Linked DNA regions of Mus musculus: all the other regions are linked to region 2. A link is a loop called in an ENCODE intact Hi-C map of the cell type or tissue named here. Cell type or tissue: heart. All regions are shown on one strand. Links, peaks and the distances in the headings refer to the core of each region. The heading gives the core; the rest is flanking DNA. Region 1 holds the start of Bub3 (BUB3 mitotic checkpoint protein). Region 2 holds the start of Plekha1 (pleckstrin homology domain containing, family A (phosphoinositide binding specific) member 1). Region 3 holds the start of Ate1 (arginyltransferase 1).

Evidence for each region. Hi-C counts contacts between places; a loop is a spot of excess contacts. Peaks named below come from ENCODE experiments on the same cell type or tissue, not always from the same donor. Only the 100,000 strongest peaks of a DNase experiment are listed, where the experiment ranks them.
Region 1: it touches region 2 in a loop (12-fold over the local background); 2 of 42 quality-filtered maps call a loop at or near these places.
Region 3: a loop joins it to region 2, with 2.4 times the contacts of the local background. A loop is called at or near these places in 3 of 42 quality-filtered maps.

The regions. Positions count from the first base shown.
Region 1 is chr7:131,554,928-131,564,866 of GRCm38, forward strand. Hmx2 (H6 homeobox 2) reads left to right here. Exons shown (of 2, transcript NM_145998.4): 2 at 500-3,087. The coding sequence ends at 1,053. It overlaps Bub3 (BUB3 mitotic checkpoint protein), which reads left to right and starts at 5,443. Exons shown (of 8, transcript NM_009774.4): 1 at 5,443-5,527; 2 at 5,783-5,977; 3 at 6,610-6,679; 4 at 8,407-8,558. The coding sequence starts at 5,783. In heart, for the core only: no CTCF peak of the experiment used is centred there; DNase peaks (open chromatin) are centred at 2,114 and 5,344; H3K4me3 peaks cover 2,018 bases; H3K27ac peaks cover 1,049 bases; H3K27me3 peaks cover 2,521 bases.
Region 2 is chr7:130,861,640-130,872,036 of GRCm38, forward strand. Plekha1 (pleckstrin homology domain containing, family A (phosphoinositide binding specific) member 1) reads left to right here and starts at 4,085. Exons shown (of 13, transcript NM_001346515.1): 1 at 4,085-4,344. It overlaps Gm5602 (a long non-coding RNA gene), which reads right to left. Exons shown (of 4, transcript XR_869992.3): 2 at 4,508-5,074; 3 at 1,329-1,406; 4 at 809-1,224. In heart, for the core only: a CTCF peak has its summit at 4,642; a DNase peak (open chromatin) is centred at 4,152; H3K4me3 peaks cover 2,264 bases; H3K27ac peaks cover 1,432 bases.
Region 3 is chr7:130,514,543-130,524,939 of GRCm38, forward strand. Ate1 (arginyltransferase 1) reads right to left here and starts at 5,038. Exons shown (of 12, transcript NM_013799.3): 1 at 4,814-5,038; 2 at 1,563-1,626. The coding sequence starts at 4,919. It overlaps Gm4275, which reads left to right and starts at 5,049. Exons shown (of 4, transcript XR_869987.2): 1 at 5,049-5,303; 2 at 9,335-9,514. In heart, for the core only: no CTCF peak of the experiment used is centred there; DNase peaks (open chromatin) are centred at 5,069 and 6,679; H3K4me3 peaks cover 2,637 bases; H3K27ac peaks cover 2,684 bases.

The DNA of each region.
Region 1 (9,939 bases), core at 1,940-9,939, 690 kb after region 2:
TCAGTCCTGCAGGCTCTATGTCTTTTCCCTCCTCTCGGCCTCTTCTCGAAGTGATTAGTACTCTAAAATGATTGACAGTGCTGAGTTTCAGAGAGGTAAAAGCTAACGGAGGACAGCCAAGGAGTTATGAATAAAATTAGCCCGACTCTCAAAGAAAACGGCCTGTAAAATGATGCTACCTTGTAGAGCTCAGTCCTCAAAGGCAAAAATCACCTTTAAAAAATGGTGTTAATGTCCCCATTCCAGACCCGGTACCACGTTTACTTTTATAAGAGTGGAAGGAGACCCTCCAGCTCGGATTATATGGAACCCTCTTCTGCTGCTTTGAAAGGCCGAGGCTCTGGACTTTGGGCGCTAGCAGGACGCAGTAGAAAAGGAAAGGGTTAGCAATAGGGGAATCAAGGATGCAGGCATCAGTCAACCTCCTTGTCCCCGGCAGAGCTGAGAGTCTTTAAGGCTCATCAACTCCATGGTCATTCTGTTTGTGCTCACTCTTCAGGTACCCCCAAGGGCAGCGGAGGCGCAGGGCCTGCGGCCTCGGAGCGCACGCCATTCCTTTCTCCTTCTCACCCGGACTTTAAGGAAGAGAAGGAGAGGCTTTTGCCGGCGGGCTCGCCTTCTCCGGGCCCGGAGCGGCCACGGGACGGCGGTGCGGAGCGCCAAACCGGAGCGGCCAAGAAGAAGACGCGCACCGTCTTCTCCCGCAGCCAAGTGTACCAGCTCGAGTCTACCTTCGACATGAAACGCTACCTGAGCAGCTCGGAGCGCGCTTGCCTCGCCTCCAGCCTGCAGCTCACCGAGACCCAGGTTAAGACTTGGTTCCAGAATCGCCGCAACAAGTGGAAGCGGCAGCTCTCAGCCGAGCTTGAGGCAGCCAACATGGCACACGCGTCGGCGCAGACTCTCGTGGGCATGCCGCTCGTGTTTCGGGACAGTTCGCTGCTGCGAGTGCCGGTGCCGCGCTCTCTGGCCTTCCCGGCTCCGCTTTATTACCCGAGCAGCAATCTCTCGGCCTTACCGCTCTACAACCTGTACAACAAGCTTGACTACTGACATGCTCGCCCGCCGGCTCCCGGGACGCCCCTGGTCGCCTGCAGCTGCCTGCATAGCCCGGCGCGGTCGGGATCCTTCGCAGAGCTCCGGAGCAGAGCGGCGCGTGTCCAGAAATATTAAGAAATACACCATGTGTATTCGTTATGTCTTATTTATGGCCTCTTTCCTACCTTTTGTTTTGTTTTGTTTTATTTTGTTTTGTTTTGTTTTGAGTATTTATCTGCATTCCTCACGCCAGAGCACCTGCTTTCTACACAAAACCAAACAACTCGCGTTTGAAACTATTTTGGAAGGGGAGGCTCTCGGGTGGTGGTGGGAAGTGGGGTTTTGATTAGGTCGGTTTTGACCAGTAGCAAGAAAAAAAAAAAAACATCAGAAAAACCACCAACAGAACCAGGCAGTCTTTCTCCCATATATACACCTGTATATAGAAAATGTGGTAGGACACAAGCTCAGCCGAGCCGAACCAACTAGGGCTTTGGTCGTTGAACTAATCACTTCTCTTTATTCCCTTCATCTTGAGGATGGGTAGGGGCAAAACGAGGAGAGTACAGATCTGTAAATATTTTTAAAGAGAAAAAAATAAAACGTTTTAAACATGGTTGCTAACTTTGGAGGGATGGATTGTCCCAGGAGACAGCGGCAGAGGAGTTTCTGGATTTTTTTTTTTTTTTTTGCCAGAGCATGCAGGATTCTGTCTCCTCCCTCAGCCCCCAAGGTTCTGCTCTCACCACGTGTGGGTGGGGCTGGGCTCAGAGGTTAAAGGTCGGGATATTGGGGCTGCCCAGGCAGCACGTGACTGGGGCTGCTTACAGGAACAGCACAGTTCCCACGACCCAGGTGTGCGGGTTGGGGTGCACTCGAGATGGAATCCAGATCCACAGCCCCGCGCAGCGAAAGACAAAGCCAGGAGCCTGGCTGCTGACCCGGTCGCCTCTGGGAATGAGCCAAGCAAGGAGGTGAACATCTCCCCGATACTGGGCTGTTTTGGGCTAGACGAAAGCTGGGCACGCCGCGAAAGGCCGGAGCTCTTGGCGTTCTTGGCGTCCTCCTGCGCGGAGTAAAACGTGGGGTGAGAGAAAGCGTCCGCTTGGGTTCCAGAGCCACAGGCGACTGGCTTGCAGCCCTCGCAGGGGTCTCCCGCTGGTGACACAGTTGCGAGAGTTCTGCGCAGAGCGGGAAGTGATGCCTAAGGGTCAGATTTCGTTGGAGGGATTCGTGGAGCAGATGACACGGGCGCTTCCCTAGTTTCTTTTTGTAGTTGTTAAATTTGCCCGTGAATGACAAAAAGGTCGGATCACTGGCTAACTTGCAGCAGCTGTTTCTGAATTGAGCACTGAGGATTGCAGTGCCCGGCTGCCTGCCTCCATGCAGGGTTAGGGAGGCTCTGCACCCGGAGAACTGCTTCGTCAGGATCATGCAAATCACAGCACTGTATTTTCTCTACGTTTTCATAGCATCCACCTGTTCCTTGTTAAATGTCAGAAATGGGCCTGGAGCTTGGAGGAGGCCTCAGGTAGAGTTATTAGGTCCAGCCCGCCTCCCCTCAGTGGTTGATCAGGGTGCAAAGAGCTAGGAGTCTGCAGCGCCAAGGCCCTATCTATTTCTTTCTTCAGAAGAAAACCTGGTGCCTGAGGGACCGGTCTCTTTGAGCCAAGGGGGCATCGAAATGACTTGCATTTTGTAGAAATTCACAGAATGTAAACGTTTACATGGCCCATATCATTCCGTGAAATATGCCTGGCAGAAGAGATTTGCTCTGATATTGCCTATTTTTTTCTTAACACATTATATTTTATAAAACCTGCAACTCCTCCTAGGTGACATTAGATGGATGCTACACAAGAATGCACCGGGCAATACTAGGTTGGTTTGCTTACATTTGTTTTATTTTAGCTGTGTTCACCTCAATAAGTATTTGTTGAGGTCTCAACATGTGCTAAGAACCTACACTAAATTTGGGGTGGTCCAAAGGAGAACACAAAGAGGCCTATCAGTTCTCTTCTTACTTATTAAATATGTGTTTTCAATTGCTCATTGGATATGTGTATTTTTCTGTCACCGTAGTTTTCACTCCAGATAACCTCTCTACATTCTTTCCCTGACAGCATTCTTTGAGTGTTCCACCCAGAAACAACCACATTACTTCAGAGGACTGTCTTGTAAAAAAACATACTCCGTTCGGATGCTTTTGATCTGCCTTTCAGCAGATTACAATTCGGTGATGGATTTAACAGTATTGGGTCATCATATTTGCTTCAGGATGGCTTTCTCCATAGGTAGTGACCTCCTCCTCCTGTCACTGTCGGCATTAACGACTTGAGTTTGCCCATAATATTTTAGGGAATGCCATTTCCCGCAGTTGTCATGTGGTATATATCTGACTCTCTTTACTCACCCAGACATTAGCTGTGGCAGGCGACTCACCACTGCAACAGGTAACTGAATATCACACACACACACACACACACACACACACACACATACTTACTTTACATTTGTGTTGTAAAATGGTCAAGACTCTGCTTGTGGCCAGATTTCCTATCTCAAGTCTAGCAATTCATTTGAATAATCAGCAAAATAGTCCATCTCTTTTCAGGCTCTAAACTTGATTTACAAGATTGACGTTTCTTAAAACTCAAATAGAGTTGGGCTGCAAGTGTGCGGCCAGAGGGGCCTGAATCATACACACATGGGATAATGAAATATGCTTAGATTTTATTAGCAGGTAATTTATGCTCAGAATCTGGAAACAGTAATAGAATTAAATAAACAACTGGGAAAGAGAACCAAATAAGTCAAGAGGTAAAATTATTTGGCTAAACTTAGAATGCAAAACAACTCAATGCATTAAAAAAAATTGAACTTGGCCATTGATTTGTTGAAAGAGAAGAGAGAGAAAGAACCACATACTAGAACTATTTGGAGAGGGAAGACAACCAGAATATTTTAGCCATAATAACCATCATCAGGACAAAAGACTGGTGTGTGTGTGTGTGTGTGTGTGTGTGTGTTATTGTCAGGAATCTTAAGTGCATTTAGTTCAGAGTCTGTGCACACATAAGATCTTTCTTTCTTTCTTTCTTTCTTTCTTTACTTTTATTTTTTTAGACAGGGTTTCTCTGTGTAGCCCTGGCTGTCCTGGAACTCACTCTGTAGACCAGGCTGGCCTCGAACTCAGAAATCCACCTGCCTCTGCATCCCAAGTGCTGGCTGCGCCACCACTGCCCGGCAAGATCATTTTTCTTTTCTTTTCTTTTCTTTTTTTTTAAAAATGTACCTTGAAAGTTAAGTAGTTTAAAACTAGAGACAACTTCCTACTTCATGCAACAATTTCAAAATAAAAGGGATTGTCTCAAAAAGATGGGACAGAGAAAAAGAAGTTGTATCCAAGGATTAATTAGAAACTCAGTAACATTTTGCATGTCAGTATGCTACTATGTTGTTTGTTAAGTACTGCTTTTCTCTCACAGAACCAAAACAACCTTTTGATTCTCATATTTTTTAGAGGATTCTAGAAACAGAAAGTGCAGCAAACTGAGCCTGCAACTTCCATGATAATGCAGAGGAAGGTGGGAGAGGGAGGACAGTCACAATGCTAGGTCCTATGATGAACATTCCTAAGAGATTCTGGCTGATCGTTAAAGATTGGAAATATTTGTGTCCTGCTCTGTTCACCCTTATGGGTGTGGTACTCTTCTAAAGCAAGGAGTAGTTTGACTGAGTGTGTATTCCCAGAGCTGCTTAAGAGGCCTGACATTCAGGTGCTTGAAAACTGTGGAGAGATGAAACGATAAAAATGAGATCACTAGAACTCAAGGGAAATGAGTCTCTAGTTCACAAATTGATAACCCAGCAAAATAAAAGCAAATAGTACCTTTGACTAGAAATTATTCTTCAGTATGACTAGTCTGGATTAAGTCCAGGGGTATGTGCACGGCTAGAAAGAAAATATTAATTTATATCTATAGTAGTTATCAACCAAAATGAAATTCTGTGTCTGAGAGATAGAGGAGAAGGATGTCACAAGAGCTAGATAAAATCTCTTTTCTGCCTTCTAGTCTGTGGATGTTCAGGCAAGCAGCTCCAGGGAGACTACAACTCCCAGCATGCAGCATACAATTGTGGGCGGGCGTGAACGCCTTCATGACCTGAGCATACTTGGGAGTTGTAGTTTTCCCTCCGCAGCTCCAGAGATGTAACCTCGGCGTGGAGGTACTAAGAGACCCGGTGAACGGGGGGGGGGGGGGAAACGCGGCTTCCCTTTGAGCCGGAACAGGATGACTGCGGAAAATGAGGCAAGCAGTAAATCAGACCAATCAGCTGCCGAGATCGAGCCGTTGGCGTTCAAAATCAGCCAATGATAGGCCTGCTCCGGAGCTTCCTCTCCGCCTTCTCCGCTTTGCCTGCGAGTGCTCGGAGGGAAGCGGATCGGTAGTGGCCGGTGCAGAAACGTTGCTTAGGCGGACAGGAGGTAGAGGTTCGGGCGAGGGCGGGCGGAGCGGGATCTGTGGCCCGTGGCCGGCGCATCGATGCACAGAGGGATCCGGTCGAGGTCCATTGTGTTTTATATGGGGATCTGCGGGCAAGGAAGGAGGCCAGGCCGGGTGGAGCTCGGCGGAAGCGGGATGGCGGCCGGCCTGGATCAAGGGGGACTCGCGCAGGCGCAGGCCGTGGCCGGCCTCTGTTGCTCCGGTTAGGAACTCAGACTTAGCGTTTTGTTCTACAGATGACCGGTTCGAACGAATTCAAGCTGAACCAGCCACCCGAGGATGGCATCTCCTCGGTTAAGTTCAGCCCCAACACATCCCAGTTCCTCCTGGTCTCCTCCTGGGATACGTCTGTGCGCCTCTACGATGTGCCCGCCAATTCCATGAGGCTCAAGTACCAGCACACTGGTGCTGTCCTGGACTGCGCCTTCTACGTAGGTGGATTCAGTTTCTGCTCCTGTCCCCTTAATACTGAGATGTCCTAGGCCTTGCCAGTAGCATCTCATACACGGTTCGAGAATTCTGATAGTTCATAACTACTCGGGAATTCTTCCCTTTAGCCTGGCATCAAGCCTACTACAATGGTTTGTGTTCTTATTTCTTCTCTCGTGGCAATTTCAATCTCCATTTGTAAATTCAGACTTGAGTAAACTTTCTGGACATAGATAATTGAAGTTAGCAGCAAGACTGATTTTTAGCTATCCTTTGAAAAGTAATGAATGTTGTCTAATTTAGCCTTAACTCCTGGTGTCCACCTTGTATTTGCTTCCTTGTGGAGATCACTAACTTGCATTTTTGTTTGCTTCTTAGTTTCTGTCACACTGGACATAACACTTGGCTGTAGAAATAGCAATGTTGAAAATGCTTGCTAAAGCTTTGTAACTTTGAATTGGCTCCAAATGTAAGAGTGGGGTGGGAGGATGTGGTGGCCACAACTTTAATCCCAGAGGCAGAGGCAGGAAGAGCTCTTGAGTTTTGAGGCCAACCAGGGCTACATAGTGTCTTCCAAAAAAAAAAAAAAAAAAGTAAGAAAGAAAAAAAATCAAACCCAAATTTTGCTTTGTAGGATCCAACGCATGCCTGGAGTGGTGGATTAGATCATCAACTGAAAATGCACGATTTGAACACTGATCAAGGTATTAATATAGCTACATTTTACCAGTTTTTCTTTACTAGTGTATTTGTGTAGAAATGCTTATTTAAGAAGAGTAGGTGTTTTCAGTACTTATGTGAAGGCGGAACACGGCTTTGATAATAGACTTTTAAAATTGGATTAAGTTACCACAAATGGAACCTGAATTTTGCAGTAAAGCCCCTTCTGAGCACTGTCTTTTTTTTTTTTTTTTTTAAGATTTATTTATTTAATTTATAAGAGTACACTATAGCTATCTTCAGACACATAACAAGAGAGCATTGGATCTCATTACAGATAGATGGTTGTGAGCCACCATGTGGTTGCTGGGAATTGAACTCAGGACCTCTGGAAGAGCAAACAGCCAGTGCTCTTAACTGCTGAGCCATCTCTCCAGCCCCTGAGCACTGTCTTAAGTGTCTAGTGGAAGCATCATTTAAGCATTTGACTGTCACTATTAGAAGTCTTAAGCAGCGGACTGGACTCAGGGTCCGGTTTGTCAGGATTTCTTTGGACAGTTTGATATTTTAGGTTGGTCTTTTCACAGGCTAAAAAAAAAAGTACATTTTAAAAATGGAGCACGGTAGCCCCGTCATATTTATCTTAGTGATGCCTTTGCGTTCTTAGCAGGAGAATGTATTTCAGTTGGCTGTGTAAAAACATTTCTTAAGAGGTTTATGATTTCACTGTGGCAGGATTTGGAATGGAACCCAAGACGTGCAAAGCGCTCTGAGCTTTGTTTGCCTGCCCTGTATTGGATGTAGGTATACTGGAAAGCGATGGTGGGGGTGTAGACATGTGGCTACCTAGAGGCCAGCTTGAGCAATCCGAGTGGACTGAGAAGCACATCTGAGCCAGGTGTGATGCTGCTCCTGGAATCCCAGCACTTGGGAAGGGGAGGCGGGCGGATAAGAAATTCAAGGCCAGCCTCGGCTATATAGATAGTTTGAGGCCAGCCTAGACTACTAAGACTCTGTTTCCAGGAGAAAAGGAATGATTTTTCATTGGAAGAGGCCTCTGTCCAAAAGTGACTTTGTGTGTTTAATATGCACATGCGAGGAGAGCACTCTGCCTGAGCTACATTCCTGATCCTGGTCCTGGTCCTCTTCCTTTTTTTTTGTCTGTCACATGGGCTTTGGCACACAGTAGATATTTAGTAGATGTTTACTGAATGAACAAATGAGATACTGTGAAAGTTGAAATTGACAGGAAGGAAATTATGTAGCAGAAATTGGACCCTACCATGAGAAGCAAGTGAGTTAATTGAAAGACTCCCCTCAGCCTTCAAATCCTGTAACCATTTCATACTAGCTTTGACTTAATGGGAAGACAAGTGCGGTCAGGGTGCAGGAAGCCAGAGATCTCCACTCTTAGCTCACTCGCCAAGTATTTCTGGAGCACCTACAGTGTACCAAGCATGCACTAGATACAACCAAAGGTACAGTGTTAATCAGTTTTCTTACAAAATCTAGGATCAAGTTAGCCATCCACCATCCTCACACAGTTCACTGTGCTGGTTTCCTGCTAGTGAATGACCAAACCTGGGCAGTGTGAGGTCACTTAGAGAGGACTGGCTAACGTTGTAGTCGTGGAGCGATTGCTCTGCATGCAGACATCTCTGTGGAGTGACCGAGATGAATTCATTTCAGCTGACAGCCCCATGGGTTCACTTGAGGTATCCTATGAGAGAGTAAAGCTAGCTGTGTTGTTTTTATCTTTTCTTTGCAATAGAAAATCTTGTTGGAACTCACGATGCCCCTATCAGATGTGTTGAATACTGTCCAGAAGTGAACGTGATGGTAACTGGAAGTTGGGATCAGACAGTTAAACTGTGGGACCCCAGAACTCCGTGTAATGCTGGGACTTTCTCCCAGCCGGAAAAGGTAGGGTTTTATCTGCACCAGGGGTGTGGTGGTTGGAGAGTGTGCTGTTGTTAAGAATTGGCAATGTGTTTGAGAAACCTAACTGTATAGAAATGCTTTAATGCGAAGGGAGTTAACTTTTACATTTTGGTCATCTTTTTCTGTCAGTTATTAAACTTGGGCCGGAGAGCAAGAGCTCGAATTCCTCTTCAGTCCATTGTTAGTGCTTCGGCTCTGAGAGGTAACTCACTACCTTTTCATAGAAGCCATTAACAGAGGCTTACTGTCTTAAGTTTGGTCTGACACCCCAAACCAGAAGATGGGGTGGAACATGACTCATTTTCAGATGTGACTTGAGGCTCCATTTGAATTGACAGTTGAGAATGAAAAGGGAATCATTTCAGCTTTAGAGAGAGAGCTGTGTTCTCTGACTGTTACTGCTGTGTGTGTATTTAAATGCTGACAGATGTAGTTTGAAGGCTTGTAGTAAATGGAGTTTTTAAACACCTTTGAATCTAAATTTCCTTTCCCACAGACAACACCATAGTTGGGTCTTACCTTTTGTCAGCCCAGCTTGACAGCCTCTACCTTTGAATTATAAAACCATTTATGTCTATGATGCCTGTGTGGTTTTTTATATATATATATTTTTAAGAATTTCATGCGTGAGTACGTTTTATTTACATCGTCCCCTTCTGACTTCCTCTGCTCACTCAGGTGCCTGGCCTCTCCCATAGGATTGTTTTATACACCGTGCACACATGTGAACACACACAATTTGGTGTTGTTGTTTATACATGTGTTTGTGGCTGACCACTCAGGATTGGATAACCTCCCAGGGGTCTTGTCCCTGGAGAAAACGGAATCTGCCTCCTGTGATTGGAGCTTTTAAAACCGATTTGGGTGTATTCTCACTTCTCAGTCTGTTCATAAACACAATTAGGCTGTGTCTTCCCCAGACTTTTATTGGGTAGTAGTTAATTTAAAAGATGGATTGTTTTAGCAGTTTCAAGTATTCTTCACTTGAGTCCATTCCCTAGTGTAAATACACTGGTGGGCCCTGCCAGCCGTCGTTACACACAGCAGTGAATCCAAAGAGCCATTCTTTTTTTTGTCCCGTCACAGTCGACTCTACTCCTGGCAAGACCTTTGTTCAGAATAAAATAATTGCATTGTTTCTAGTTTTGATTTATGGTTGTATGTAGCATGTTAAGAACTGTGATAAATTGCTGACAGACTATCATATAATGGACAGCCACACTGAAGCAAGCTGCTTACTGGTTCAGCGAAGTTCATTATGTCACTTTTTTTAATACTTTCTTTGATAAATGTATATACCCAGTCAGTAGTATGACAGTGGTTTCCCTTGATTTATGATCAGTGCGGATAGAAAGCAGTTTTA
Region 2 (10,397 bases), core at 851-8,850:
AACAATGTTAACATCCAGAGAAGTCAGGTAATGGGCTGAGATCACCCAGCTAGTCAGATGGACTGTAGAACCCAAATTCCTTGAGGTCCTATCCTGGGGTGGGACAAGGCAGTCATGGGATCGTTGTGAAAACCGACGTTTTCATGTTCTCGTTATTAGGGAGCAGATCACAGGTCACACAGGACACACAGGACACAACCCTCTGGGACACTTGAGGCTTTAGCTTTTGTTGCTGAGTGCTAATAATCTCTTCTGGCGAATGGGAAGATGGATGGGGAGAGCTAGCAACCGTTGACTGCAGCTGGAGCTTGGCTGAAGCAGACAGGTGAGTGGCAGTGATCTGAGAAGGATTTCCCACCAGCCGAAGACCTTACGCTTGTGATGCCAGGATGGAATCTTTCCCAGTTTCCTCTGAAAAGAGCCTTCACCTTCAAGAATGCTCCTTACCTCAATATAACAAGGAGCAACTTAGCCATACCCTTATGGTAATCTTGAGCTCAGAAAACCTTGCTTTTCAAGTCTGGATGACAAACTGGAGCAAGAGGCCACATGCTTGGGTGACACAGAGCAGTCTAAGGGCCTCGGTTTTAGGGCTTGTCTGCATCCCAGATCTGCTGTGTGTGCTCAGAGGGTTGACTAGGATATAAGCAGGTGTCTCATGTGCTTAGAAGCTCCTAAAGCCCAGAGATCATAGAGTGATCTTTTGGCACATTAATGGCACTAGGTGATTTTATGTCAATCACATTTATCCAGGTGTTAGAGTTGATCTCTCTCTCTCTCTCTCTCTCTCTCTCTCTCTCTCTCTCTCTCTCAGCCTGGGATTCTGGCTGGTTGCTGAACCACTTGGAAATCTTACTTTTCTTGCACCTGCCCAGGCACCAATCCCTCCAGAACAACAGTCTTTTACATTCATTCCTGGAGCAGGATTGTGCTGAGCAAGCCATAGTTCCTGAAGGAGACTTCAGCCACCTCATTTGTAGTCTGGCAAGTCCCTTAACCCAACCAGCCCTGGGTAATTACCAGGAACCATTCTTCCTATCACAAGCTGGTTGCCAGGAGTGTGGGTGTGGCAGAGGGCCATGAACCAGCTTCTCCAATGCAGCTACAGAGGCAAAGCTCTGATTCTCTCTTGGCTCTAGTTCACGTTTACACCAAACAGTAGAAAAGAGCTGGCTTTGTTGTTGTTGTTGTTGTTGTTGTTGTTGTTGTTGTTTTGTTTTAACTCTGAAGGGAAAACAAGACAGCACTGGGTTCAGAAAGAGTTCTGTTCACGTTTAATCCTTGTTTCACCTTGGTTCTGACTGACGTCTGGCTAGACAGGGATTTACCTCAGGAACTGTTCCTGCGGTTTGTCTTTTGAGTCTGACTGAGCAAGGAAGGAGGCCTGTGATGTTCAGCAGACATTTCTATTCAAGAGAGAGAATAGGTGTGAATTAAACATTAGATTAAACATTGTCAGGGTCGGTCTTCTATTCTAGCGGGACAGAAGGAAAATAAGACCAATCAGATATGTGGGTGATGTTCTGCTCAGATTTGTGTAAATAATATGTGAGTGCTGCAAAGGAGAAAAAGTAAGGCACAAAGGTTCAGGGTGTTCCTGGGGAAGGGAAGTCAGAGACCGTATCAAAGAGGAAAATGACAGTTGGGAGGTGGAGGCAGGCAGATGTCTGTGAGTTCGAGAGCAGCAAAGTCTACAGAGTGAGTTCTGCTACACAGAGAAACCCTGTCTCAAAAACTAAAAACAAAAGTAAAAATGAGAGGGGGGCGGGGAGGAAAATGACACCCAGTAGCACCAGATGCGTTTGGACTAGTCTCCTGGCTTGTGTACCCCGGTCTGCTTGGCTCTATCAGAGGGGCTGGTATCTTGCTGTTAAGTGTGTAGAAAGAAACCAAGGAGTATTTAGAATAAAACACCCAAGTACTTCATCCGTGTGAAGTATGGTGATGACGGGGCAGCGATGCTTCAAAGGTACTTTGAAGTTTACAAAGCCTTCGGTCCAGACTGGCTCTGGGAAGTATTCTAGCGTGCCTCTGCTCTTTCACTCCGTCCTCTTTCATTTGGTTTGCTGTCAGACTTAATCTCAGCATAGGAATATCTCACATGCTTACACTTTTTTCTTAAGTAACAGCGAAAGTACTTATGTTATATAATGAACTGAAGAAAGGGGGGTAGGGCAGAGGAAGAGCAGAGAGCCTTTTATCTTCTATACCTACCCTTCTTTCAGCCTCTGAACTTAAAGGCACATCAGGAATTCTCAAGTTTTGGCTGGACCCCAACCTCAAAGTAGCCCGGAGAATACTTCGGCTGTGTGTCATTGGGCAAATTGAATCCCTTCTCTGGTTTCTGTCACTGTGCATACATTTAACTCTCAGTGCCAAATAAGCTTTAGGATTCATTATGTGATTGCACACTGCTTAGTCAAATGGTAACGACAATCAGGAGAATGGCTCTCTCGTCCAACGCAGAGGGGGTTGATAGAGAGGCTCACGGCTTCAGGGTTAGGGATTTCCCATCACGAAAAGACACTGAACTTGAATTTGACTTTTAGATTGTGTTGGTTGAACTTAATTGCTAACTTGATGTGGGGGGTGGGTGAGGGGAGGGGGAAGAGAGGGAGAGGGAGAGGGAGGAAAGAACTCAGGGCATGTCTGTGAGGGAATTTCCAGAGTTTACCTGAGGAGATAAGACCCGTCCTGAATACGGGCCAGATGCGCTCTGACTGACCCTCATTCTTCTGTTACCGTACCTACCCTACCAGGATGAACCATGCAGACCCTCAACCTGTGAGCCAGAATAAGCCCATCCTAACTTAATTGCTTTTCTCTGTTACAGATTTGCAAACAGCCAATTCGTTATGTACATTCTAATCACTCCCAATGGAATCTCCTAGGGCTCCAAGGGCTGAAAAGCCAGGAATTTCTTTCAGATCTTCAAGCCAAGGAAAGTTAGCTCAAAAAACCTGAGAAAATCAGGTGACATTTGGATTTTTATGTGAAAACTTTTTTTAAAACTTCATCTATACATTCAGTTAAATCAGCAAAAGCCCAGTGCATGGGCCAAATGAAAGGGCTGCGCTGGCAACTCTATGGACTCTTTCAACCAGTCTGTAGATAAGGAAAGGAGTCTTCTTGCTCCCACCTGAAGAAGAGCCAGATGGCCCTCAGCAAGGCTGTGTAGCTGAGATTTCTAAGAAGGTAAGGTGCTGATCGTCTTCGATGTTGGAGATTTGAGGTGGAGAGTCAGCACGGGCAGTTTGCCAGTTCTACCCCTCCAGTCTCTCATCTAGCATAGCCTAGTTGTCCCACGTACACGACAGAGGAACCTTGTCATGAGAAAGGTTGATAAAACACTCTCAAGTGAGAGGGCATGATCCCCAGCTGTGCAGGATACAAACCCCCAAACGTTTATTGAGAGCCTCAGTGTGTGTCACTCACTGGGAAAAGTGGGGTATGTAATTCTCTCCCAGTTCTTTTGCATGTTTAAATATCTCACCTTCTTCAGGTTTCAGCTGAAATATCTCTTCCTTAGAGAATGCTGCTGGACAGGACATCCTCTCTGAAGCCTGCCTCCCTATCTCTATCTCTGAAGCTCATTCTTTTCTTCCACTTATTAAAATGTATAAGGATTGTATTTTGTAAAGGGCTAGCTCCCCTTATGAAACACAGGCTCCACGAGGGCAGGGACTTCATACACTGAGGTTGCTCAACAAATAGGCTGAATATTTTAAAATATCTCCTTGAAAGAGTTTTGAGCAATCCTTTTAAATTTCCTTGGCCTCTTGCATTAATACCACTATTTTAAGGATGAGGTGAAATTGCATTTTGAGAAAGAAATGGTTAGGAGCAAAAAACTGGTGCACAACCAGTGAATTTTATGTTTCTTGTACCCACTATGGGACAGCTTGCAAATTATCTGCAAAGGAACCAAACCTATTTTTAAAGATCCCTGTGCCTCGCAGCTCTAGGTGATGACATCAGAGAACCTCTAGTTCCACGTCCTAAGCCGAGCCTCGTGGTCCTCAAAAACTGCAAGCCCCAGGATGCAGCGCGGCATGGGGAACCCAGCGCCCCGCGCGCGGCCGCGAGCCACCACCCTGGAACTAGGAAGACGCCCGATTCCTTTGCCCGCCACGCCGCCGGGCGTGCGCGGAGCCTGTCGGGACTTGTAGTGTTCGCGGTAGGGAGTGCCCGCTCCGGAATCTCAGTCGCTGTCTGGTCTGGTAGAGGCAGCGCGTGCACGCGTGCGCAGTGCGCGGGCGGGCCGTCGTGGGCGCCGCTCCCGGCAGCTGGGTGCCTGAAGGAGCCGGGACCGCGGTGGCGCGGGTGCTCCGGGCGGAGGCCGCGGTAAAGTGGGGCATGAGGTGTGCAGCTCGGGTGTGCGTGTGTGGAAGGGGAAAGCGGGGCGAGGAAGGCAAGGCTGAGGCGGCCACCGGCTGCTGAGGGGGGCGCGGGGCCGCGCCTCCTCGCGCGTCCGCGGGCGCGCGCACCTGGGCGAGGCCGGACTCACCTGTGCGCGGGTTCCTCTGCGCCCGACGCCAGCCCTGCGGGTCCCCGCCAAGGCCCACAGCCCCTGGTGTCCTCGCTGCCGTCGCCGTGGCTCGGCCCCTGTCGGGGATCCCGGTGGCGACGCCTGTCGGAGCGGCGCGCCTCCAGGGCCGTGTCCGCCCCATCCGCGCCGCTCGCTCCCGCACAGCCCGGCTTCCCCGCGTGTGCGGACCGAGAGAGTGGCAGGGTTGGGAGTGCCCTGGCCAAGGTCAGGCGGGTGGGACCCGAGAGGCGCCTGAACTCTGGGTTCGGGACTTGGAAGAGGGCTGCCCTGCTCGGCTTCTGGTTCCTTTCGGATGCTTTCTATTGACCCTCCCGGGAGAGTGTCCGGGGAGAAAGTGGTGTCAGGTTGAAAGCGCCCTGCTGCTGTTCGCGGTGCTCCGCTTTTGGTAGAATCCTCGTTCTGCTCGACACCCAAGCTGAGGCTCCACCGAGGGCCGAGTAAATTCAGAAACTGATGTTGTCTGGGACCGAGTCCCGAGGACAGGTTTAAGGAACAGATACCAGGTAGTTTATGGCATTTCGTTTTCTAGTTCGCCTTCCCGTTCTTTCTAATACTTGCTTGGATGAGTTGGTCGTTATCTATCTTAATAAGATTTTCTGTACTCTTGTGAAGTCGTATTGCCCTTTGTAAATTAGTTTTCTAACCAGAAAAGCTTATTTCCTGTGTGTTTAATGACCGGAACAAATAGCCCACTCCAAGGTTTATACCATTGTCTTAAGACTGTAGAGTGATCTGCTCTCTAGCTTCCAGGCTTTTTACGTTGACGGCCACTGGACGAATCTGTAGCGAAGTTTAGAAGAGTGTTAAGTGACTCAGACGCTTTGGAAGTAAAATGAAAAACCATTTTTAGTTTACAGCTGGAGATGAACTATTATTTCAAAAATAGTAACACGAATTTTGAATACAGTGCGTCTTAGTTTATCTTACCAACAAACTTGTGGCAAACCATTTTCCCTCAAATTTAAATATTCCATATTCTGGACCAACTCTTCTACAGAAAGTTGATTTTCTTCTTTAAGAGCAGAGATAAACAAGAATAGTAAGTCAGCAGAAATCAAATTAATAGCTTATTTTATAGTGTTATAAACCCTACCCTGTGCCAAATGTCAGATTTCTATTGAAAAATAACACTGTTTCAGTGGACATACTGTGAATCTGTGCTTGTAAAGAGTCACTAGCTTGCCACACACAGCAGGGAAGTGATATACATGTTGCCTTCTGTCTCCCTTTATCTTGTTGGCTTCTGGTTTCACTGTTGCTGTTGGGGGGCGGGGAAAGCAGCAGGTTTGTATCTTTTTTTTTTTTGTCTTCTGTTTGGGTTTAGCAGTGTAGCAAAATAGGAAAGACTGTGCTGTGTACATCTGTTTGGCGGAGACTGAGACAGTGGGACAGGATAAGTATACAATTGTGAGGAAACGGCCATGAGTTCATAAGCAGGAAGGACCTTTTTAGAAGTATTTAAGGATGTTAAGAATAGCATTGGATTCTTTAAACAGTTACTGTGGGCAGTATTCAAAGATAGGATAAGATGCCTAGGGCAATAGGAAGATACTTGGGAAAGGTGGAAACTTACATCTTTATGTGAGCTTTGCTGCTGAAAAACTGACTACTGGGCCTAAGGAAGTTCTTTACTGTTATGCCACTACTCAGATTGTAACTCTTGTCCTCCCCCTTTAGAATTTATAATTCAGAAGGAAATCTAAGAAATAATTTGTTAGTATAATTTAAATCAGATTTTAACATGAACTTGTTGAGTAGTGTGCATTGTCTTATTCTCATTTAAATAGCTCTGTAGTGTAAGAATGAGGAGAAAGGCTTTTGGGTGGGATGCAGTGACTGTCAGATGTGTCAGAGGCTACTCTGCTTTGGCTAGTAAGTTTCAAGAGTTGTAGCAGGGATGTTTTAAGCATCCACTGGTTGCTAGCTAGGAGCTGAAGATACACAAATAATCACCTTCCATATGCCTGAGCAGTACATTTTCTGGCATATCAAGACTTTATTTAAAATTTCAAAAATTGGTTCTGATCTGCAATAATAGATTAAGATTGATGCAATAGGAGAGAAACATCCAATTTTAGTTTTCTTTATTTAATTTTATTCATTTATTTCCACTGCTTGTGAGTAGATAGCATTTGAGAACAGAGTGACTTGTGTATGCAGTTACTTCATGAGGCGGAAGCATTCAGGGGCTTTAGAAGCTTGCCTATAGTGTGCTCAGTTATTTGTAGGAATATCTGTATGGGATGTGTTCATATAAGAAAAAGATATCCTGCCGATATCCTGCCAAGCAGTGGTGGCGCACGCCTTTAATCCCAGCACTCGGGAGGCAGAGGCAGGCGGATTTCTGAGTTTGAGGCCAGCCTGGTCTACCAAGTGAGTTCCAGGACGGTCAGGGATACACAGAGAAACCCTGTCTCGTAAAAAAAAAGAAAAAGATATCTTGTTGAAGCCACCTATAATCTCAGCACTTGGGAGTCAGAGGCAGGTGGATCTCTCTGAGTTCTAGGCCAGTCAGTCTAAATAGTGAACTTCAGGGCTTAGGATAGCCAGAGCCACATAATAGAAAAAGCTTGTCTTAGAAAGACAGACAGACAGACAGACACACACACACAGAGAGATCCTGTAGAGCTAGAGAGAGAGATCCTGTAGAGCTAGAGAGAGAGATCCTGTAGATAACTTGAGAGAGAGAGAGCCTGTAGATAACTTGCTATATAACTAGACTCCTTCAATTCAAGAGTAACTAAACAATTTAAGGATTAGTAGTTGTCCGTGGGGGGTTCTGTGTGATAAAGAATATGTGCATGTGTACATTTGTGATTCTTAGAATATATTTAAATGAACATTTGATGAGCCATTGGACAAATTGAATAGCTTTAACTCCCTCCCTCCCTCCCTCCCTCCCTCCCTCCCTTCCTTCCTTCCTTCCTTCCTGTATTTTTCTTTTCTCTTTTTCATTTTCTTCTAAGACAGGGTTTCACTTTGTAGCTCTGGCTATCCTAGAAGTCACTGTGTATATAGATTAGACTGGTCTCAAATTCAGATCCGCCTGCCTCTGCCTCCTGAGTGCTGGGATTAAAGACATGCAGCACCACTATCTGGTAAATAGATTTTAAAAGATAGTATTTTGGTGATTTTTTGAGGGGGGGGGGTTCGAGACAGGTTTTCTCTGTATAGCCCTGGCTGTCCTGGAACTCACTCTGTAGACCAGGCTGGCCTTGAACTCAGAGATCCACCTGCCTCTGCCTCCCAAGTACTGGGATTAAAGGCATATGCCACCACTGCCCGGTGGTGATTTTTATTATTATTTTTCTAGAATGTAAAAGAAATTTAGAGTCATTTAGGATTTGGAATTTTTTTTTTTTTAGAGTCAAATACTTTCCAAATAGAACTTTTAGTATGGATTGTCAATCTGATAACTTCACACTCCAAAAGTTGTGATTTTTATACCTCTAGTCAACCTTGCTTCTTATAGTGAGGGTAACCATGAATTCTCAGTTCTGGATTTTGTTTAGCCTCTTCTTTTTTTTTGTTTGTTTGTTTTTTGTTTTTTTTTTCCGAGACAGGCTTTCTTGGCTGTCCTGGAACTCACTTTGTAGACCAGGCTGGCCTTGAACTCAGAAATCTCAGAAATCCGCCTGCCTCTGCCTCCCAAGTGCTGGGATTGAAGGCATGCACCACCACGCCCTGCACTGTTTAGCCTCTTCTTGAAGATAAGGTAGTTGTTAGTGCAAGAGTTAGGAGTGATCTCAGAGGACTTCTGATGCAGCTTAGCCAGTATGGTAAATCCTCCCTGAGGACGTCCATGTCAGGGGTTCCCTCCCATTATTACTAAGGGTGGTTATGCAAGTCCATTCGCCAGTGGATTATTGAACAGTCTGAGCTAGTGACAATAAACATGAGGCAATTTTAATGCTCGCCATTCATTGTTTTTAGTTTCTTTTGAAGGATCTTTCTGTTTTCCACCCTTGCCCCATGAAAAAGGATAGCTTTTCTATCATTTACAGCTATTAAAAGTGCCTTTAATCCTAGCACGTGGGAGGCAGAGGCAGGCTATCTAGTGAGACTGTCTAGGAAAGGAGTGTGGGGAGCTCTAATCTAGTGTATTCCAATTTAAAGCATAAGCCTCATATAATTTAGAACTCCTTTGCCCTCTTACCCAGCATCTGGCCACTTGCTGCCTAAATCTTGGGATGCAGAGGGGCTGTCAAATATTAACTTACTCTGTAACCTTTTTGCTGTTCCCGTTTGGGGGATCTGCTTGGATAGGGCCTGGTCAGAAGAATGGGATATGTACTTAATTCCTGTATGTTCCTCCTTAAGTAATGGTGTAGGCCATTGATGTCTGACAGACAAGCTGGTGTCTCTGGTGAGATTTTACATGGAGACTCCCTCTGTATCATATCCAGTTCCTGGATATGAAACTTCTGTGGCCAACCCTTTTTCATTCTTTACTCCACCCAACTTGTTACCTTTAGTGTGTGTGTGTGTGTGTGTGTGTGTGTGTGTGTGTGTGAAGAGGGTTAAGGATTTTTTTTTCTCTGTAGTTAGGTTTTTTTTGATAACAGCAAGACCATTTGAGCTCAGGTATGCTGGCAATAACCACTCAGTCCATGTCCTTATGTCATGTGGTGGCTTGCAGGCTGCTGCCCTGCTGCTTTTATTTTAGTCTGTTTTAGTTAATTTTTAAAAAAAATCAGTTCTCATTGTTCCCTTGCTCAGGGAGGCAGAGTCTGCTGCATGGTCTATTGTGCAGGCTGAAAGTGAACTGGAAGATGCGATGTCAGTCTCTCTGTCTCCTAGGTAATGTAAATAATAAAATATCTTGGAGACCCTTACCACTATTTTAGGTGAACACTTTCTGTTTCCCCTGTTCTTCCTGAAGGCATGGAACACTTCTTTCCTCTTTCTCTCTCTGTGTCAGTTGCTTCTACTGAAGAAAAGGCTGTTAAGGTGGTGCTCAGGGTACCAGAGTCCTGAAAGCTATATGTAGCAGGTAGTTAAGGGCCATGCCTGACTACACAGATGTATGGACAGTGTGGGCTTTGTCCACAAATTGAGCCAACCATAGATTGGAAAGATTCCTTCTGTTCTAAGCACATATAGACTGTTTTCTTGTTATATTGCTATATTAATAACCATCTACATAGGATTTAAGCTGTATTCAGTCTTGTAAGTAATGGAGAGGTGCTGCACAGAGGGAGGTCTGTGAGTTATGAACAAATACTGTGCCACTTCACATAAAAGCCTTGGTAGCTATGGGAGACCTGAAACCACTCTCTGTGGGTGAGGAAGGACGCCTGAATGTCCTCTACTTTGTCTGTGTGAGATTCTGGTCCATGTAGTATCTGATTAACAAATAATACAGCATTCTATGGCCTGAGGAAGTCTTCCAGTGTAGAATTTCCTTTCTTTTCTTTAAAGATTTATCTGTTTATTATATGTAAGTACACTGTAGCTGCCTTTAGACACTTTGCCTTCTCTCTCCAGCCTCATTCAATCTGGCCCAAAGATTTATTTATTTAGTATATGTAAGTACACTTGTAGCTTTCTTCAGACACCCCAGGAGAGGGCATCAGATCTCATTACAGATGGTTGTGAGCCACCATGTGGTTGCTGGGATTTGAACTCAGGACCTTCAGAAGAGCAGTCAGTGCTCTTAACTGCTGAGCAATCTCTCCAGCCCTCCCTTTTCCTTTTTCTTTCTCTAGTTTTTGTTTTGTGCTTTGATTTGCTTCTTGGTTCCCAGCTGATGAGAATGATAACTCTAACTGTGAATTTGTGACTGAGTTTTGAATCTAACTTTATGCCTTGGTGCATATATCAAGGTGAAGAAATAGATTTGAGGAGG
Region 3 (10,397 bases), core at 1,380-9,379, 350 kb before region 2:
TACAAATGAACCTTTTGAAACAAATCACATCATATTGCTCTCATATAAAATCTCTGAATGTCTCCTTCTCACCTTAAACATGATCCTTATCATGTCGTCCAAAATTGTACAACATCTGGCCGTCATCTACATTTTGAAACTCACATTAAGTTTAAAATGAGTATTAACATTTTAATTGGTTTGCTCAATCCTAGCTCTAGAGAACACTAGCTTTCAGCACTTAATGCTTATTATTGTTTACAATTATTCAAGAAACGTTCCCAAAAGTTACTTAAAAATAACTATCCATCCAGACTTGGTGGTGTACACATTTAACCCAAGTGCTCAGGAGGTAGACACAGGCCTACACAGAGTACCAGACCAGTCAGGGGTACATAGTAAGAAAAAAGAAAAATTACCAAGAAAACACAGTGTATGAACAATTATAGAATCAGTTAACCAACAGGTGTGTGTGTGTGTGTGTGTGTGTGTGTGTGTCTGCGTGCAATTGTGTAAGGCAATCCTGAGTCACTGAGACAGCTCTATGGATGAAGGCATTTGCTGGCCAGACTGAAGGCCTGATCTCAGCCCCAGAACCCACGTGACAGAAGTAAAGAACCCTCCCGCAGGTTGTCCTCTGAGCTGTATAAGTATTGTAGTACACACAAGCTCATCCCCAAATACAAATAAGTAAACATTTTTTTAAAAGGCAATCTAGGTACTGGGAAGACAGCTCAGTAAGAAAAGCCCTTGCTGTGCAAGCATGAGGATTGGAGTCCAGATCACCAAAGCCAGGCGTGCAATGGTCATCAGGGAGGGTGCTTGCTGCTAAGCATGCACAAGAGTGCTCGAGCACTCGAGCGTGTTCTCTCTCTCTCTCTCTCTCTCTCATTCTCACACACTCTCCCCCCATACTCACTCACTCTACCCCTTCTCATATACGTACACACACACATATAATAAAAATATTTTAAAACAATTTTTTTAATGAATGCCAAGTACCATCAAAAATTTATATTAATTTTTCTTTTTTGTTTTTGAGACAGGGCCTCATCAAGTAGCCCTGGCTGGCCTGAAGCTCACTGTGTAGACCAAGCTATTCTCAAACTCACAGAGATCCACCCACCTCTGCTCCCTAGTGCTGGGATTACTGGCCTGGGACACCACATTCAGCAACAGATAGTGTTAATTTTATAAGATGATAAAGGCATGGTAGATAAGTTAAAAGGGAAACTATTTCTTCTCAGATATGTATGTTGCAATATGCTTTCTGCAATAATAATTAACATGTAATCTACTGTCAAATGCTTTGGAGAGGAGGGAAAACATAGAGAATCAGTGAAAAAATAGAATAATTCCAGAAACTGTCAAAGGTTAGTAATAAGCATACAAGGTATGTAATATATTTTACTTTATGCATAATTTTTAACTTTGCCAATAAATTTCTAAGAACAAAAAACTACACTACACAAAAGAACATAATAAACAGCTCCGTAAAAGAATATCCTGAGGGCAATTCTCACTATGCAGCTATAAGAAGCAACTAAGCAATAACAAAACGCATCTGTGTTAAAGAACCTTACCTTCTCCATCCTCGGTCTATAAGATCCTGATAATCCTGCACTGTCATGGAATGTGCCCACATGCCTGAAAAAGTAAGTACCATGTTAGCTCCAGCACACCCTATTGTCTTCTTGTTAAAACCCTTAAGTGTTCTTTACAAGAAAAAACAGGTAAGTTAGAGGAGGTGTGGTAAAACTGCAAAGGCAGAGACAGGTGGATCTCTGGGCATCCCAGGCCAGACTGGGCTACCTAGTTAGACCCTGTGTAAAAAATAAATTAAAAATAAAAATGGCAAATTTAGACTAAAGTTCTAGAACATTCAAATTGGAGTAAAAAAAAGTCTGCATTTACTTTACACCTAACATAATACGTACAACACAAACAAAAAATAAGTTATATTAATTCTAAGGTAGGAGTGGTGACACAAACCTGTAATCCTAGAATTTAGGAGGTAAATGCATGTGGAGTCAGATGGTGGAGTCAGGAGTCAGGAGTCAGGGTTTAAGACCAACCTCAGCTATATAATAAATTTGAAACCAACCTGAGTAACATAAGATCCTGTGTGTTTGGGGGGGAGGGGGTATTAAGTCAGGTGTGGTGGCACACACCTTTGATCTCAGCACTCAAGAGGCAGAGGCAGGAACATCTCTATGAGTTCAAGGCCAGCCTTGGCTACAAAGTGACTCTAGGAGTCCAGGCAAGTCAGGGCTATATAAGAGACCCATTCTCAAAACAGGAACAAAAAAAAAAGAAATCTAATCTAAAGAATCAAATATATCAAAAGTGACTCCTACTCCATTTAATTAAAAATTAATAAATCATCTCAATTCTCACTGGAATTGTAGACTTCACACAAACTTTCAGAGAACCTCCAGTGAGTTAACACACTGGTCTCACCTATTTGAGAGTTGCCATTAATTAGTTTACCTTCTATTGCTATGCAAGAAACACTATAATCAAATATGGTTTCGGGGTGAAAGGGTTTATTTCCTCTTACAGCTCACAAGGCATCATAGAAGGAAGTCAGAGCAGAAACTGGAGTCAGGGCCCTGGAAGCAAATACCTCAGGGCAGGGATCTAAAGGCAGGAAGTGAAGCAGAGGTCGGGGAAGAACACTGACTACTGACTAGCTCTTCTTGGCTTGCTAGAACTGGTTTCTTGTACATCCCAGTACCCCATGCCCAGAGCTGGGCCCTCCTATATTAATCACTAATCAAAATATGTCACAAAAGACTTAACTACAGGCCATGGGAGAGCGGCAGTTTCTCAGTTGAGGTTTCCACTTTCCAGGTAACTCTAGCTTGTGTCAAGCTGACCAGCACAAAGGTATGTTAGTTCTACTACTTGCTATGCATAATATATATAGCACAGGCTTGACCCTTAAAAATAGGACAAACATATACAGACATACTCATTCAAAATAAATGAACTGACAGTAACTGGCATCCCAAGGGAACAAGATGATGATGACAGAGCCTCTGAAATTATCAATTCAGTGAAATAACTATGACACTGTGGACGAGGGGACAAAAATGATGGGGATTAACATGTAAAGGACATACCTGAACTAAAACTTAAAACGACGAGTTTTTTTCTTCCTGAAGAAATTGTACCAGCTATATATAGAAACATGCTTTATAGAGTGGCAAGCGAGGAGGGGAGAAATGGTGTCAAGTTCCAGTAAAAATGTTAGCATACCAGTTCTATAACCTTCATTTCAGTTCCTGCCCCAAGGTTCCTTCCTGCCTCCACTTCTTGCCCTGACTTCTCAATGGAGCGAAAGCTCTAAGACGAAATAAGCCCTTTCCTCCCCAAACTGCACTTGATCATGGTGGTTATCACAGCAATCCAAAGCAAAACTAGTGACTAGTCACTCGCTGACACCAACAAGTTATTCTGAGCCTCAAAGGAATCCTCTGTAGTTCTGAGGCCACTCAGATATAACAAGAGTTCCTACAACAGTCACCCAACAGAAGAGTGCCTTACAGGAAAGACGAAAACTGAAATGCTGGGAATTTATAGTTATCTTTCTAGATGATAAAACTGTTCTTCAACAAATCTTGAAGCACAAAATATTTATATTGTCCAATTTTCTCTAATACGAAATTACTAGGGGTAGGGGTAGTAAGGTCCTCCCTATTAAAATATGTTTCAGTCACATAATACTGGCAAATATTATAGTCAGAATATAAAAATTCTGAAAAAGAATAGTATCTCTATCACTCAAAGTGAGCCACTGTCATTTGATGTGCTTTCTTGGCCTTATTTGGGCTTTATTGGACCGTATTCCTCTCAGCTGTCACGTGTACTCGGCTGTCATCTGCATCCTGTTTATTTAACCCTATGCTCCAAGCGTTTTTTTCACTTAACTGGTCTTCGTAATCCGTGCATCTAACGATTGTATAACTGTCTACCCAAGGCCGCGGTTCACCTAATAATACACTTTCTCCTAATAAACACTTTTAATGCATCCATAAACCAAAATCCCGTGCACAGCCAAACCACTAAACTGTCTTTCAAAACGGGTAAATCTCTAACCTAAATTTATAGTCAAGTTACCTTGCTTCCACCTGCAGGATTATTCTAAACCATCCATCCTAGATTCTGTATTTGCCGATCATGACACGGCAGACAATAAGTACATATTCGGCTTACAAACAAATCTTCCGTAAGAAACCTGAATCCTAGCCCGGTGGTGATGCACACCTTTGATCCCAGACCCTCGGGAGGCAGGGGCAGGCGGATCTCTGAATTCCAGGCCAGCCTGGTCTACAGAGTGGATTCCAGGACAGCCAGAGCTACACAGAAAACGTTTGTCTCGAAAAGCCAGAAAAATAAAATAAAATAAAAAGAAAAGAAACCTAAAGCCTGAAGGAACACCGTTATTACGGTCTTCAAGATGGATTGGCACAATGACATGGTATAAATCCCTGATTTAAAAAAAAAGTCGAGCAGGTATTTTATCAAAATATCAAGCCGATCTCGGTTTCCAGTACGTTCTCCCAGACACTTTCTCCAAAATGACAGCGAACAGGTGTGCACGCACACGCCCCTCTACACATGCAGCAGGGGGCCTCGGCTGCCGCGGGGATGGATGCAGGGCGGCCGTCAGCTCCCAGGAGCCTCCCCATCTCCCTTCCCGTCTCCCAGAGCAGCCGCTGAGGGAGCAAGGGTGGAGGACACCCGGCTCTTCACGACGCTCCCCCAGGCTGCGGCCACCCAAGACCCTCACAGAGCCCGAAGCACACGCCCGCCGGCCGAGCTCGCTCACCATAGGAGCGACTGCCCAACTTGTTCTTGCAGTAGCCACACTGGAAGGAGGTCTGGCCCTCAAAATACTCTACAAGGCTAGGTGAAGGCGCGCTCCAAGAAGCCATGTCCGCGACCCCGCCGCCGCTGCGCCACCCAGTCCTACGCAGCCGCCGCTACCGCCGCCTTCGCCTCCACCACCCCACAATGCAACGCGCGCGCCTCCGAAGATCGCGCGAAGCCACTCGAGTGCTCCCGGGCTGGAAGGACCGGACGCCCTACGTCACTGACGCCGCCCGCGCCATGTTGACTGCGGGCAGCCGTCCGCTAGTTCCGTTCCTCCTCTGTGAGGGGCGGCTACCCCCTAGGGAGGGCGAGGGCGGGAAGACCGGGATGGAAAGGAAGCCGGCTGAGGAGAGACCAATGGGACCGGGAAGCTGGAGTCGGGTGACCAACGGCCTCAACCCGCGCGGCAGGCCTGCCAGGACGTAGCGAGAGCCTGGCTGAAGCCGGTAAAGGCGACCTGGACGGCGGGACACTCACCACACGACGTCTTGCCCTCCCTGGACTCGCAGTAGCCGCAGTAGTAGCCGGCCTTCAGGCCCTTGTATTCCACCACCGAGGCCATGGCCGCCGCTGTGGGCTTGAGGAGCGGCCACGCCTCTCAGCGCGGGGAACCTCGGGGAAGGGCCGAGAGCGCGGGGGTTGCCGGGTTCGCGGCTCTCCGCCGATCCCCGGTCAGGCCACTGGCCGCCAGCCTGGGTTGCAGGGGTGCGTCTCGGAACCCAGTGTTTAGTGGCCAGCAGGTTACTTGTCCAGTCAACAGCAGTCCTTGTCACTGACGCGATCTCTCAGCCCGCTTTACAGATAGGGAAACTGAGGCTCCAGGTTGGGATTCACCCGGTCATTTGCGCTCTGTAGTTGAAGGTTAACCTCGAGTTCTGCGCCTGACCACCTGTGAGGAACGAGGAGCCGGAGCTGGCTTGATAGAGAGGGATCTAGAATCCAAACAACTCTGCTAGAGCGGAATGTCCAATGACGAAGCGACACTTTCCTCTTTTAAAGGGAGTTTTAAATATCACTCAAAAAGAATTTTTAACTCTTCAGGCTGAACATTTACATAATCTGAATTCACTCCATGGGTCTCCAATTTGCAAAGAACGTGTTTTAGGGAATGAGGTTGTGAGGCAAAGTGTAAAAATAAAGGCATGCTCCTACCAAGATAATATTCCTTAGCTTTCTCCTCTGCGTACACAGATGTTTAAGTCTGTCTGGCATAATTTCCATAGTCGACAATATGGTGAATTCCTTTTTGCAGTGTCTAGAAAGTGCAATCAGGAAACTTTTTTTTTTAATTATGTTTGTGGGTGTTTAGCCTGCAAGTAGATATGTGTACAACCTTCATCCAATGCTGGAGGCATCCAGAAGGCATTGTAGACCCTGAAACCTTGACGGGCAGACAATTCTGAGCCACTCATGTAAGATTGAAAGGATGGAAAAATACAGCCTCAACTCCAGCCTCCTAAGAAGCCCTAAATACCACAAATTCCAGACCCTGCTCCCTGCCAGTATACAGGTAAAAGGTCACACTTCCGTGCTGTTCCAGGGCCCGCTTCCTGTATGGAACTAGGTGAAAGAGCATTAAGACAGACCCTTGAATACGTGATCCTGGCCTAGTAAGATAACAGGAGGAGAGGAGCTGACTAACTGCTTATCTAGCAACTGTAAAGTGCTTGCACAATGGAAGGAAAGATTACACACTGAAAGAACTGCGTGGGGTCTTGATGCTATGAAATGATTGGTTTGCGAAACGCAGGCTTTGTTGTAACCCCATAAAAGCTGTCCCAATTCTGCACTCGTGGTCCGTGGTCCTCTACCCCTGCGTGGTGTACTGGGCCCCAGAGCACGCCTGGAATAAAAAGTCCTCTTGCGGTTTGCATCAAGGCCGTTTCTTGTGAGTGATTTGGGGTGTCGCCTCTCCTGAGTCAGAACGTGGGGGAGTCCTCACTTTGTGGGTCTTTCAACATCAAATATGATGCTGGGAACCAAACTCTGTGTCTTCTGCAAGATCATCAAGTGCTCTTAACCACTGAGCCACCACCTCTCCTGCCGGTGAACAAACTTATTTTTCAACTGTTAATGAACCTAGATGACCTAGAACTCTGGACCTCCCCCCCCCCCGCCCCCCAGGCTCCACTGTGCTGGAATCCCGGGTGTGCACCACTGTACATGGCTAAATGTATAAACTTTTAAAGGAAATTTCAACGGTTTTGACCCTAAGGTTTTCCGTGCTAAAGATGCATCTAGTTAAGTTTAATAATGAATTCAGGGCCTGGTGACCAACGTTGTTCATACAGTTGTTTAAGAACCTAGCAGGTGACCATGTAATACAGAAGTGTAAAATTAGAACTTGTTGCAGCTCAGTGCCCATAGTTTTATGGAACACTTCATCTGCTTCATGTTTCATACCAAGGATCAATGGATTGACCCAAAGAGGGCAGAAGGCCCTGCTCTACATAGAAGGTACGCAGAAAGGCTTTTGACCTTTTCTTGAACAATAGCTCCCCATCCCACACAGCAGAAATAATTTCACTTTTTTTTAAAAGATTTATTTATTATGTCTAAGTACACTGTAGCTGTCTTCAGACACACCAGAGAGGCTGTCAGATATCATTACAGATGGTTGTGAGCCACCATGTGGTTGCTGGGATTTGAACTCAGGACCTTTGAAAGAGCAGTCAGTGCTCTTAACCGCTGAGCCATCTCTCCAGCCCTGATTTCACTTTTTTTAAAGATTATTTTTATTTTTGTGTATGATCGTTTTGCACACCAGTTCATGCCTGGTGCCTTAAGAATCCACATGAGGGCATAGGACCCCTTGGAACTAGAATTACAGACAGCCGTGCTCTGCCTTGTCGATGCTGGGAAACAGATCCCAGGTCCCCTGACATAGCAGCGAGTGATCTCAACTGTGGAGCCATGTCTTCAGCCCTCTGTCTCACTTTCTTGCCCCTTAGAGATATGGTCTTACTATGCAGCCCTGGCCATCCTGGAGCTCACGACGCAGGCCAGACATGGCTCAAACTCAGAAAGATCTGCCTGCCTCGGCATCTGAAATGCTGCAATTAAAGAAATGCACCACCACGACCAGTACTGGTTTCACTGCCCTTGATTTCTGTTACCCATTGTCAACCACTGACCACAGTTCAGTGTATAATGTCCTAAAATGAACAACTCAGAAGTTTTAAGCTGAGCATCATTGTGTGTCAGGTGATGGGACTGCTTGTTGTCCCTGGCACGTGAATCGTGGCCTGCAGTTCCATGCTGTATGTGTTACCTCCATCAGTTACTCTCCATTATTGACTGTCAGGGTATTGCAATCTCTGTGTTAAAGTAGCCCTGATTTACCAACTGATATCAAAGCTTAACAATAGTCATGCCACTATTTGGAGCATGCCAAAAATCAACCAGAAATTGCTTCTTTTAAGTGAACAGGAAAAAACTCTCCACTTAATTAGGAAAAAAAAAATCTTTACTGAGGTTGCTAAGATACAGTGCAATAAGACATCTTCAGAGAACTGAAGCAGGGGGATCACAAATTGGGAACCAGCCTGAGCTACAGAGCTACCCTGACTCAAAACAATATTTAGTTTTTCATATACTGGGTTCACATACATTGTTAATCTTTTACTGTGCCCAATTTATACATTAAACTTGGTCATAGGTATATATAGTTTGGGAGAAAAACTATATATAGGCTTCAGTACTATCTATCTACAGTTCCAGATATGCACTGGGGGTCTTGAAATAATAATATAGGGGGCTGGTGAGATGGCTCAGTGGTTAAGAACACTGACTGCTCTTCCTGAGGTCCTGAGTTCAATTCCCAGCAACCACATGGTGGCTCACAACCATCCGTAATGGGATCTGACGCCCTCTTCTGGTGCGTCTGAAGACAGCAACAGTGTGCTCAAATAAATAATTTTTTAAATTATAGATATAAAAAAATAAAAGGAAACTACTGTACTCTCCTCTCACTTTGCCTCAGCCTGAGGCAGTACACTCTAGAATATTCCAACCTTGTACAGTAATAATGAGAATGTCCTAAGTCCTTGGGCATGTATGGTAATTCACCTAGTATTACAACAACATTGTCAGATGGAAGAGGTAAAGCAGAAAGGCTGAATAACTTGCTGAATGCCGTGCAACAAGTAAGGGACAAACAGGAGGGATAAACAGTAATAAAAGGAACGCAAACGCCTTTAATCTTAGCACTGCAGAGGCGGATTGGATCACTGTACATCTGCGGTCTGAGCTGCACAGGGAGTTCCGGTCAGCCAGGGTTACGCAATGAGACCCTGTCTGGGAAAAAACAAAACCACAGGTACCGGGTGTCCACCTATGTGAAACAATGGTTCCTGGGTGGCTACATTCTGCTAAAAGCCAAAGACAGATATATTTTTTTTCTATTCTAGGCCAGATGAGAGGAGGGAAAGCAAAGCATGGGTTTGTCTTAACTGTGTTTCCCTTTCTTCCTTGACAGATGAAGCTGCTGATGCTGCTCACTTTCAGCGACTCGGTCACATTGGTTTATGTTACCAAGCACCGAGCACTGGTAATGGGGAGGACTTCTGTGGAGGACTCGCAGGCCCATGCAGTGCAACTAAGGAAGGGAAGTGAGACATCCTCCTTTTCCTCCAAAGATTCTGTGAGAGAACCTAAGGTAAGCCAGAGAACAATGGGTTTGAGGCAAACAGATAACTTGAGGGCAGAGAAGGGAGCGTTCTACAGGGAGCAGTGGCATGGTGAAGAGCGCACCAGTGGCAGGAAGAGTCCCAGAAGATGCTTTCCTTGGGACACCTGGATTGGACTCCATCTTGTCAAGACCTGGCTCCTCAGTCTGCTACATACTAACTACATACTACATACTAACTACATACTAGCTACATACTAGCTACATAGTAGCTACATAGTAGCTACACGAGGCTACTGAGCACCTAAAATGTAGCTTGTATCACTGGGGGACAAAATTAGAGTTAACAAATAACAAGCAGGAAAATGGCTGGGGAGGTGACTCAGAAAGTAAGGGCATTTACTGTCAAGTCTGATTGTCCACACTTGTCATCCCTGGGACCCACATGGTAGGAGAGATCTGACGTCTACTGATCCTCCCCTCCCACTATAGTAAAAATGCACCCCGCACATACACACGCACACAGAAAAGGAAGCGATTATTTTTTTCAAAGCAACCCAGAATTTTATCTATCATACCCAAACTGCAGAAAATAATGAAATAATCCAGGAAGTGAAAGAATTCTCTTCAGAAACCATAGAAACAGGAATGAATTATTCTGAGTATTCTGAGAAAAACAAAACCTAGAGTTCTATATCCTGAGAACTTACCCTTCAAACGTGAAAGAAAAATCCAGTTTCCCATGAAGGAATGTGTCTGCCTGCTTTGAATAAACTGTATATTCTTCAGGGGAAGGAATCAATGATGGGTAATTAGGATGTTCTTTTTTTTTTTTTTTGAGACAGGGTTTCTCTGTGTAGCCCTGGCTGTCCTGCAACTTACTTTGTAGACCAGGCTGGCCTCGAACTCAGAA